3 separate regions of the Homo sapiens genome follow, and regions 1 and 3 are each linked to region 2. The links are chromatin loops, found by intact Hi-C in ENCODE. Cell type or tissue: PC-3. All regions are shown on one strand.

The links. A loop is a pair of places that touch in the nucleus more often than their neighbours do. Peaks named below come from ENCODE experiments on the same cell type or tissue, not always from the same donor. Only the 100,000 strongest peaks of a DNase experiment are listed, where the experiment ranks them.
Region 1: a loop joins it to region 2, with 8 times the contacts of the local background. A loop is called at or near these places in 3 of 110 quality-filtered maps.
Region 3: it touches region 2 in a loop (10-fold over the local background); 2 of 110 quality-filtered maps call a loop at or near these places.

Annotation. Positions count from the first base shown.
Region 1 is chr3:8,868,628-8,871,127 of GRCh38, reverse strand. No RefSeq gene overlaps it. Among named protein-coding and RNA genes, the nearest start is that of RAD18, 94 kb to the left of the region's middle. RefSeq lists an enhancer at 579-1,778. In PC-3, no CTCF peak of the experiment used is centred here; a DNase peak (open chromatin) is centred at 1,287; H3K4me3 peaks cover 744 bases; H3K27ac peaks cover 2,413 bases.
Region 2 is chr3:8,937,088-8,939,587 of GRCh38, reverse strand. It overlaps RAD18 (RAD18 E3 ubiquitin protein ligase), which reads left to right. Exons shown (of 13, transcript NM_020165.4): 6 at 1-34. Among named protein-coding and RNA genes, the nearest start is that of RAD18, 25 kb to the left of the region's middle. In PC-3, a CTCF peak has its summit at 1,394 (motif pointing left); a DNase peak (open chromatin) is centred at 2,347; H3K4me3 peaks cover 874 bases; H3K27ac peaks cover 966 bases.
Region 3 is chr3:8,681,495-8,683,994 of GRCh38, reverse strand. It overlaps a transcript of SSUH2 not described here. Among named protein-coding and RNA genes, the nearest start is that of SSUH2, 38 kb to the right of the region's middle. In PC-3, a CTCF peak has its summit at 938 (motif pointing left); a DNase peak (open chromatin) is centred at 941; H3K27ac peaks cover 562 bases.

The sequences.
Region 1 (2,500 bases), 68 kb after region 2:
CCAATACATCCTACCATCACCAGGATTCTTCTTGGTGCACCCTTCAGAATGTATCGTCTATCTCTCCACTCCTTAGGCCCTCCACCGCTACCATGTTTATTTCAGCCACCATCATCTTTCAGTGATGCTGCTGTTCTAGCTTGCTAATTGGTTTCTCTCATAATCCACATTTATCCCGCCATAGCTGATTCTTCCCCAACAGCCATCTTTTAGAAATGTAGATCAGGCCGAGCGCGGTGGCTCACGCCTGTAGTCCCAGCACTTTGGGAGGCCGAGGCGGGTGGCTCACAAGGTCAGAAGATCGAGACCATCCTGGCTAACACGGTGAAACCCCGTCTATACTAAAAAATACAAAAAATTAGCCAGGCGTGGTGGCGGGCCCCCTTAGTCCCAGCTACTCGGGAGGCTGAGGCGGGAGAATGGCGTGAACCCGGGAGGCGGAGCTTGCAGTGAGCCAAGATCGCGCCACTGCACTCCAGCCTGGGCGACAGAGCGAGACTCCGTCTCAAAAAAGAAAAGAAAAGAAAAGAAAAGAAATGTAGATCAAATATTATTCTCCTCCTTCAAGTCCTCCAATGACCACCCAATGTATTTCAACTCAACCAAATTTCTTACTATGATGTAAATGTCCTGGATGGCCCGGGCTTCATCCACCTCGCTGGCCTGTGCCCTTCCACTCTTTTGCTGTTTTCTGGGCTACAGCCACACAGCCCTTCTTACGGTTGCTAAACATGCTAGGCTTGCTCCTGTTTCAGGGCTTCACTCTCATGCTTCCTCGGTGTGGAATCGTCTTCTCTGGGATCCTCCCACGGCTGGCTGCTTCTCATCATTTGAGAGCTGCACAAATGTCACCTTCTCATTAAAGCCTTCCTGGACCTCTCTTTCTAAAAGACCTCCTCGCTCCTCCACATCAGTATCTGTTCCAGACTCTGTTTTCTTTTCTTCATAATATGCACTGTCCAGAGTTATTTATTTGCCTGCTTGTTTGTTGCTTTTCTTTCCCTACTGGAATGTAAGCCCTGTGGCAGGAGGGACTCTGCCATGTTTGCTACTGTCTGCCAGGCCTAGAATAGTGTCTGGTACACAGTAGGCATTCAAAAACTATTTGTGAAAAGAAAAAACCAAAAGACTAATGGTTGACTGAATGTCTTCTCTCCCTGGAATGTGATGTCTGTGAGATCAGGGACCTTGCTTGGGTGGTGTTCACCTCTGCATTCCAGTGCTCTGAACAACATCTGAGCGTATTAGGTGAGCAGCAAATCAGTGTGGAATGAATCATCTCTGAGCAAAGAGATCTGATCAAGTGAGTCAGGGACCCATTGAAGCAATCTCTTCCTTTCTTCAGTTTCTGCTCTTCTCAGCTGTCCCTGAAATGCTTGGCTCAACCGGATGAAACTAACACCAACTGTTTTATTTATGTGAACTACTCACTTTTTTCTCCAATTCCTATGACTCAATGTATGCATGTGTCTTCACTGAAGTGTACAATAATCTTTATTTTAGGCTTATTGGACACAACACTAAATGCTTTGTCTGGATGAAATTTGTTACTTTTCTAGTGTGGACATGCTCTCCCAACTAACAAATTGTTACAGGGACCATCAATAAGGACCTAAACTATGGGAATAATTTTCTGTTTTCATTTAATACTTATCTTTTGTCTTATTTCTTAGGGCCTAAACTTAATTTTGCTTTGGACCTTTGCTTTGAACCTCTGTGTCAGATGCACAACATCTTTAAATCTTCATTTGAAGATGACTAAGAGACTCAGTAATTAAAAGCTATCACTCCATCTTCCTGTGTACCTTCAAGGGTTTTATTAATAGCTTTCCTTTCTGTTGAACAGATTATCCTGCATCTCTGTGTCTTATTGAAATGCTCAGCACTCACATCCCTTTTCTCGGGAGTTTTTACAACAAGAAGAGCAGAGGTTTTTGTTACGGATACAAAGCTCTGCTTTTGTGAGCATGTTGATTCATTCTCATCAGGGAACAGATGAGGGGTTGTGTGAAGGATTGGGGCAAATTGTTATCACGAAAAAAAAAAGAAGCCTGAAATATTGTTTTACCTTTCTTGACCTAAAGTTCAAGATGTCATAAAATCAACCTTAAAGCTTACCTAGTCCAATGTTATTATTATATAGATGAGGACACTTAGTTCAGGGAGGAAAAGGGGTTCTCCCAAGGCCACACAATTGAAACACAAAAGTCAGAGTCAAACTGAATTCCATCTGGATTTGTGAAGGGCTGATTACCAAAGTACAGTTAAAACTGTTAATGGCTCACCGTGGGATCTTGAGTGAGTCCTCTCACCTTTCCATTTATGTTTTTAAATCTGTAAAATGGGCCTATCTGGAGAAAAGTCCAGATGCGTATTATAGTTATCACCAGATTATTTTTATTAGGTGTTCAATTGCATTTTGGCTGTTTTACAGCAACTGCAATAATATCATCATAATACCTTTACTTTGTTTATTTACATTATAAAATATTTTATTTTT
Region 2 (2,500 bases):
TATCACGCGAAGAGAAGAAGGAAAGCCTCAGAAGGTAAGGAAGTTGAGCAGAACCATTGAGCTACTTTAGCTGGGTGCCTCTTGTGCTTACTTGGGGGAAAATTACAGTATTCCTTTTATCCTGGTGACCGTATTTCCTGCTCTTACTTGCTTTCTTCTTTACTCCTGTTGGCCACTTCTTCCAATCCCTCTCCTCTGTTCTTTCTTCAACTCCCACTTTGCCAAATATGATTAGCTATATTGAATATTTGAACTGCTACTAAATTTTGACTTAATAAGAAATTAGTGACTTCAAATTCAATTCTTTTTAAACTTGTTTTTTTCTCTTAGATTTTAAAAACTACCAAAAAGCCTCTTGGCCAAAGAAAGCAAGGTTAGACTCTGAATATAAGATATAAAAAACCTTTCTCTGATCTTTAGGATGCTCAGAAGTTTTAAAATTTAAAATTGAATTTTTCAAAAAATTTTGACTAGGAAATTATATAAATATATATGATATAAAAAGGTACAAAAATGCATATATGAAATGTAATGTCATACCCCACACCACCCCCCCATCCTCCAGGTATTGTAGCTAATAAATTGTCAGCTCAGTATTTACATCTAAACAACTGTGCTGTTCTACCTCCCTTGTACATGAAAATAACTGTAATTTCTCATGCTAGTCCACTATTGTTACACATATAAGTTGTTCAGGAATGAAATACTAGTCAAACTTAAATTGCAAGGCATTACGGAATCAGTGGATAATAAGCAGAAGACACAATTTAGATGAGTCTGGTGATGAAGGGAGAAAGATGAGATGGTAGTTTGGAGAAGCAGTGAGTGGCATAAAGATCAAGGGTTGTTCTTTTTAAAAATAGGAGTTTAAGCCTTCAGTCTCTTTCCTTCCACTATTTCCAGGGAGAGAGCAGAGGATAAATGGAAGAAAGTGAGGAGCACAAGAGCCCAGTAATGAGGTTATCCTTGACATGCAGAAAGGACCCTTCTGAAACAGGAGGCAAGGGCAAGATAATAGGTGATAATTCAGAGAGATTTGGAAAAGAAGAGGAGGGAAGCTGAAGAAATTAATGGTATCTGAGAAGTGGGGATGAAAGAATGATTTGCTTCTATGTTCAGTCTGTTTTGAAGGACTTTGAAGAGTATTTTCCAAAAACCATGTTAATAAGACAGAGCCATAGTATTATTTTTTGTGATTAAAGAAAATACATCACTTAATTTTTATGAGTAAATTTGGAGTGAATGCAGATTCTGAGGGTCAGATTCATACTGTTACAACTTACAAAAGCTAACATATAAGACACAATGGTGCTTTATTAAGGTAGACATACTTGAGTCCAAACCTGGGGCAGTTTTACATGCACAGTACTCCCACCTAGTGGGTAAGTTTGTTAATGAGAATAAAATTTAGATTTTTAGGTTGCTTAGTGGTGATTTGGAGTAAATGAATAGTCCTAAGGATTATTTCCCATAAGCCACGAGAGTTTGATGAACTGCTTTTCTCTTTAGAAATGCATGAGTTGGGAATATAGAAGCTGAGTATATTCTTTTGGAAGAGTAAGGAATCTGCACTGATTATCTTGCATGGACTCCCCTTTTTCTAGATCCATCCATCAGTTCGAATACATTTCTGATACATCATTTCTGATGCTGTCAGTTTGTTTGAAGACATACTCGTCCATGTGTAATTAAGTTCTAATAGTGGTTTAAATTCCTGCTTCAAAGAACACTATAGTCCTGCCAGTGCTCTGTAGTGAACTTATAAGCACTACCTCCTGGATCCCCCTCTTAGTGTGTTAAAGGCTTTGAGAAGTCCTACATTAAGGGTTACTGTTAGGTTTTGTTTAATTTAGTAATCCTAAATTTATTTGACCGCCAAGCCTTTCTGTTCTCATCACTTCCATCTTACAAAACTGGTGTTTGTGGAGATTCTGAAGACAACACTGGGCCATGTTCTTCTTTAGTTGTATCTTGGCCACGGAGTCAGGTCATAGAGAAAAGGCCCTGTGAGTTTTCCTGTCTCCTCCACAATATTCTGACAGGCCATCTGCTGAATGTGAGTGGCAGCCCTTAACCCTTCTATATAAAACCATGTCAGAACTGCCTCAGATTCTGAGGCCCCTTAAATGTATTACTCAGTTCCACTAAATCATGGAAGAAAAATCAATGTCATTTTCGTGTTTGGGGAAACATTTATCAGGTTTCATGTTTTAAAATTCCTGATAGAAATTGTTGATCTCTGGTGGTGCTTTTTATTGTAAATGCCAGTGAACAGTACAGTTCTTCACTGGAATTTCACAGTCACAGTTTAATCATCTGTCCTTGATAAAACAAATATTTTAGATACAGACGTAATGAATCATCTCTCCCTGTGTGCTTCTGTAAACACAAAATGATTCAGCTGTTGCTACCTACTGAGATTTCATTTTGCCATAATTTTATCAACCTTGTAGAGTCAGATGGGTTGTCATTGTAAGAAGAGCAATTTTCAGAAAAATAT
Region 3 (2,500 bases), 260 kb after region 2:
ATATTACTCCCAATAAAACAGTGGGTGTACATTGACCCTGTGTTATTGTCTCTAATATCCGGGGCCGGGGGAGGTGGGGAGAGGATAACATTCCCTCAAATTTAGCAGGTAGTTTGATGCCCCTTGTGGTGTTGTTTTAAATATCCAGCGGGGAAGACAATAGTACTATTTTTGAAAGTCCGATTCATCCATTCCACCTTTCCGGAACTCTGAGGCCGGGAGGTGGCAGGCAGTTTCCGTGTGATCCCCAATACCTTTGCCGTCTTCTGTACCAAGGCCGCCAAAAACGCAGGTCCGTTATCTCAGCCGATCCGTAAGGGCAGTCGAAATCTAGGAATCAGATTTCGAAGAAGCACAGGGGTTATCACGAGCTTTCTCAGTTCGTGTTGGATAGGCCTCCACCCACCCAGAGTAGGTACACCCAAGAACTAGTAAATACTTGTTACCTCCCCACTTTGGCATCCCTGTGAAGTCTACCTGGAGATCTTCAAAGGGGGCTGCTCCATAAGCTTGTATGCCGGGCGGAACGGCTGCACCTTGCCTCGCATCATGCTGTCGGCAGGTAACACACCGCTGCCTCACCGTTTTGGCAAGGGCTGACAAATGTGAGATGTAGAAACACTGGCCTAACAACTTTTCCAGTGACTCCTGACCTCGATGGGTGGTTTCTTGTCCAACTACAGCTCCTAGCAACTGTGGCGCAGCTACTCTCCCATCTGGTAACCGAATCCATCCTTCCTCCATCACTTGTCCTTCCCTCTACCTGGAGAAAGTCCTTTTCTTCTTTAGAAGAAGTAGGTCCAAGATCAGGTGCTTGAGGGAGCACTGATGCCCGAAAGGGGGCAGATGCTGCTTTTCGAGCCTCTGAGTCAGCGCGGGAATTCCCCAAACCCAGCAAGGTGGAAGCTCGCTGGTGTCCTCTGCAATGCATAACTGCCACCTTGTGGGGTTTCCACTCTGCTTCTAATCATTGCGAGATTTCTTGTTGATATTTTCTGTCTTTTCCCCCAGAGTTAAATAGGCCTTTTTCTTTCTATCACGCTCCATGCACTTGAAGGGTTAAAAAGACATACCGGGAATCAGTGTAAATGTTGACAGTCTCACCCTCACTGAGTTCTAACGCCCCAAATGAAAGCAATGAGTTCAGCTTTATGGGCTGCGGTGGCCTGGGGCAACGACCTGGTTTCAACAACAGTGTCCAGGGTTACCCCTGCACACCCTGCACCTCTCTCTCCTTGGGGGTTGAAGAAGCTGCTCCCATCCACGTATAGTTCCCAGTCTACTGATGCCCAAGGCTGGTCCCGGAGGTCAGGTCTGCTAGAGTCAATTGAGTCCAACACTTCTACACAATCAGGCTCGACAGGGCTCTCTGATACCGGGAGCAAGGTGGCGGGGTGTAGGGTGTTACAAACTTCAATGGTTATATGGGGATTTTCACAGAGCAAAGTTTGGTACTGGGTGAGTGTGGCATTCGTTAGCCAATGGTGTCCTTTAGTATTCATTAAAGTCACCACAGCACAGGGGGCCTTTATGTTCAGGTTTTGCCCAAGAGTCAGCTTATTTGCTTCTTGTACTAGCAGGGCAGTTGCTGCCAAGGCCCTCAAACAGGGGGGCCATCCTTTAGAAACCCTGTCTAGTTGTTTAGAGACGTAGGCCACCGGCCTCAGCCAGGGCCCCACAGTTTGGGTTAAAAGTCCAGCTGCCATCTTTTCTCTCTCTGACGCATACAATGGAAAAGGCTTTGTCAGATCGGGTAGCCCCAGGGCTGGGGCTGCCAGAAGTTTTTACTTTAACTCATGAAAGACTTGCTGTTGTTGGGATCCCCCTTGCAAAGGTTCCCGGTCCCCGCCCCCTTTGTGATCTCATAGAAAGGCTTGGCTAATACTGCAAAGTTTGGAATCCACAGTCCACAAAACCCCACAGCTCCTAAGAATTCTCTCACCTGCCTTCTGCCCTTAGGCTCTGCTAGATTGCAAATGACCTGCTTTCTTTCTGATCCTGGGCTGCGTTCCCACCCCTGTCAGATAGTAAATCCCAAGTAAGGTACCTGCTTTCGGCAGCTCTGAGCTTTCTTCTTGGACACCTAAAACCCACAGTCCTCCAGGTGGGTCCTAAGGATCTTAGGATCTGCGATGGGGTTCCTAAGCCAGGGGGGGAAGAGGGGCTGGCTCTCAGTCCCCACCCTGCGGTGGGTGCCTCCCCACCCTGTGCTGGGCGTCCTAAGAGCCAGAGGGGGAAGAGGGGCTCGCTCTCACTCCCCGCCTCCCAGGGGGTGCCTCCCCCCGCTGCGATGGGGGTCCTAAGAGCCGGGGGGAAGAGGGGCTGACTTTCAGTCCCCATCGCACGGGGGGTGCCTCACCCTCCTGCGATGGGGGTCCCAAGAGCCGGGGGAAAAGAGTGGCTGGCTCTCAGTCCCCGCTTCGTTGGGGGTGCCTCCCGCCCCCCATGGGGGTCCGAAGAGCCAGGGGGGAAGACGGACTGGCTCTCAGTCCCCGCCTCG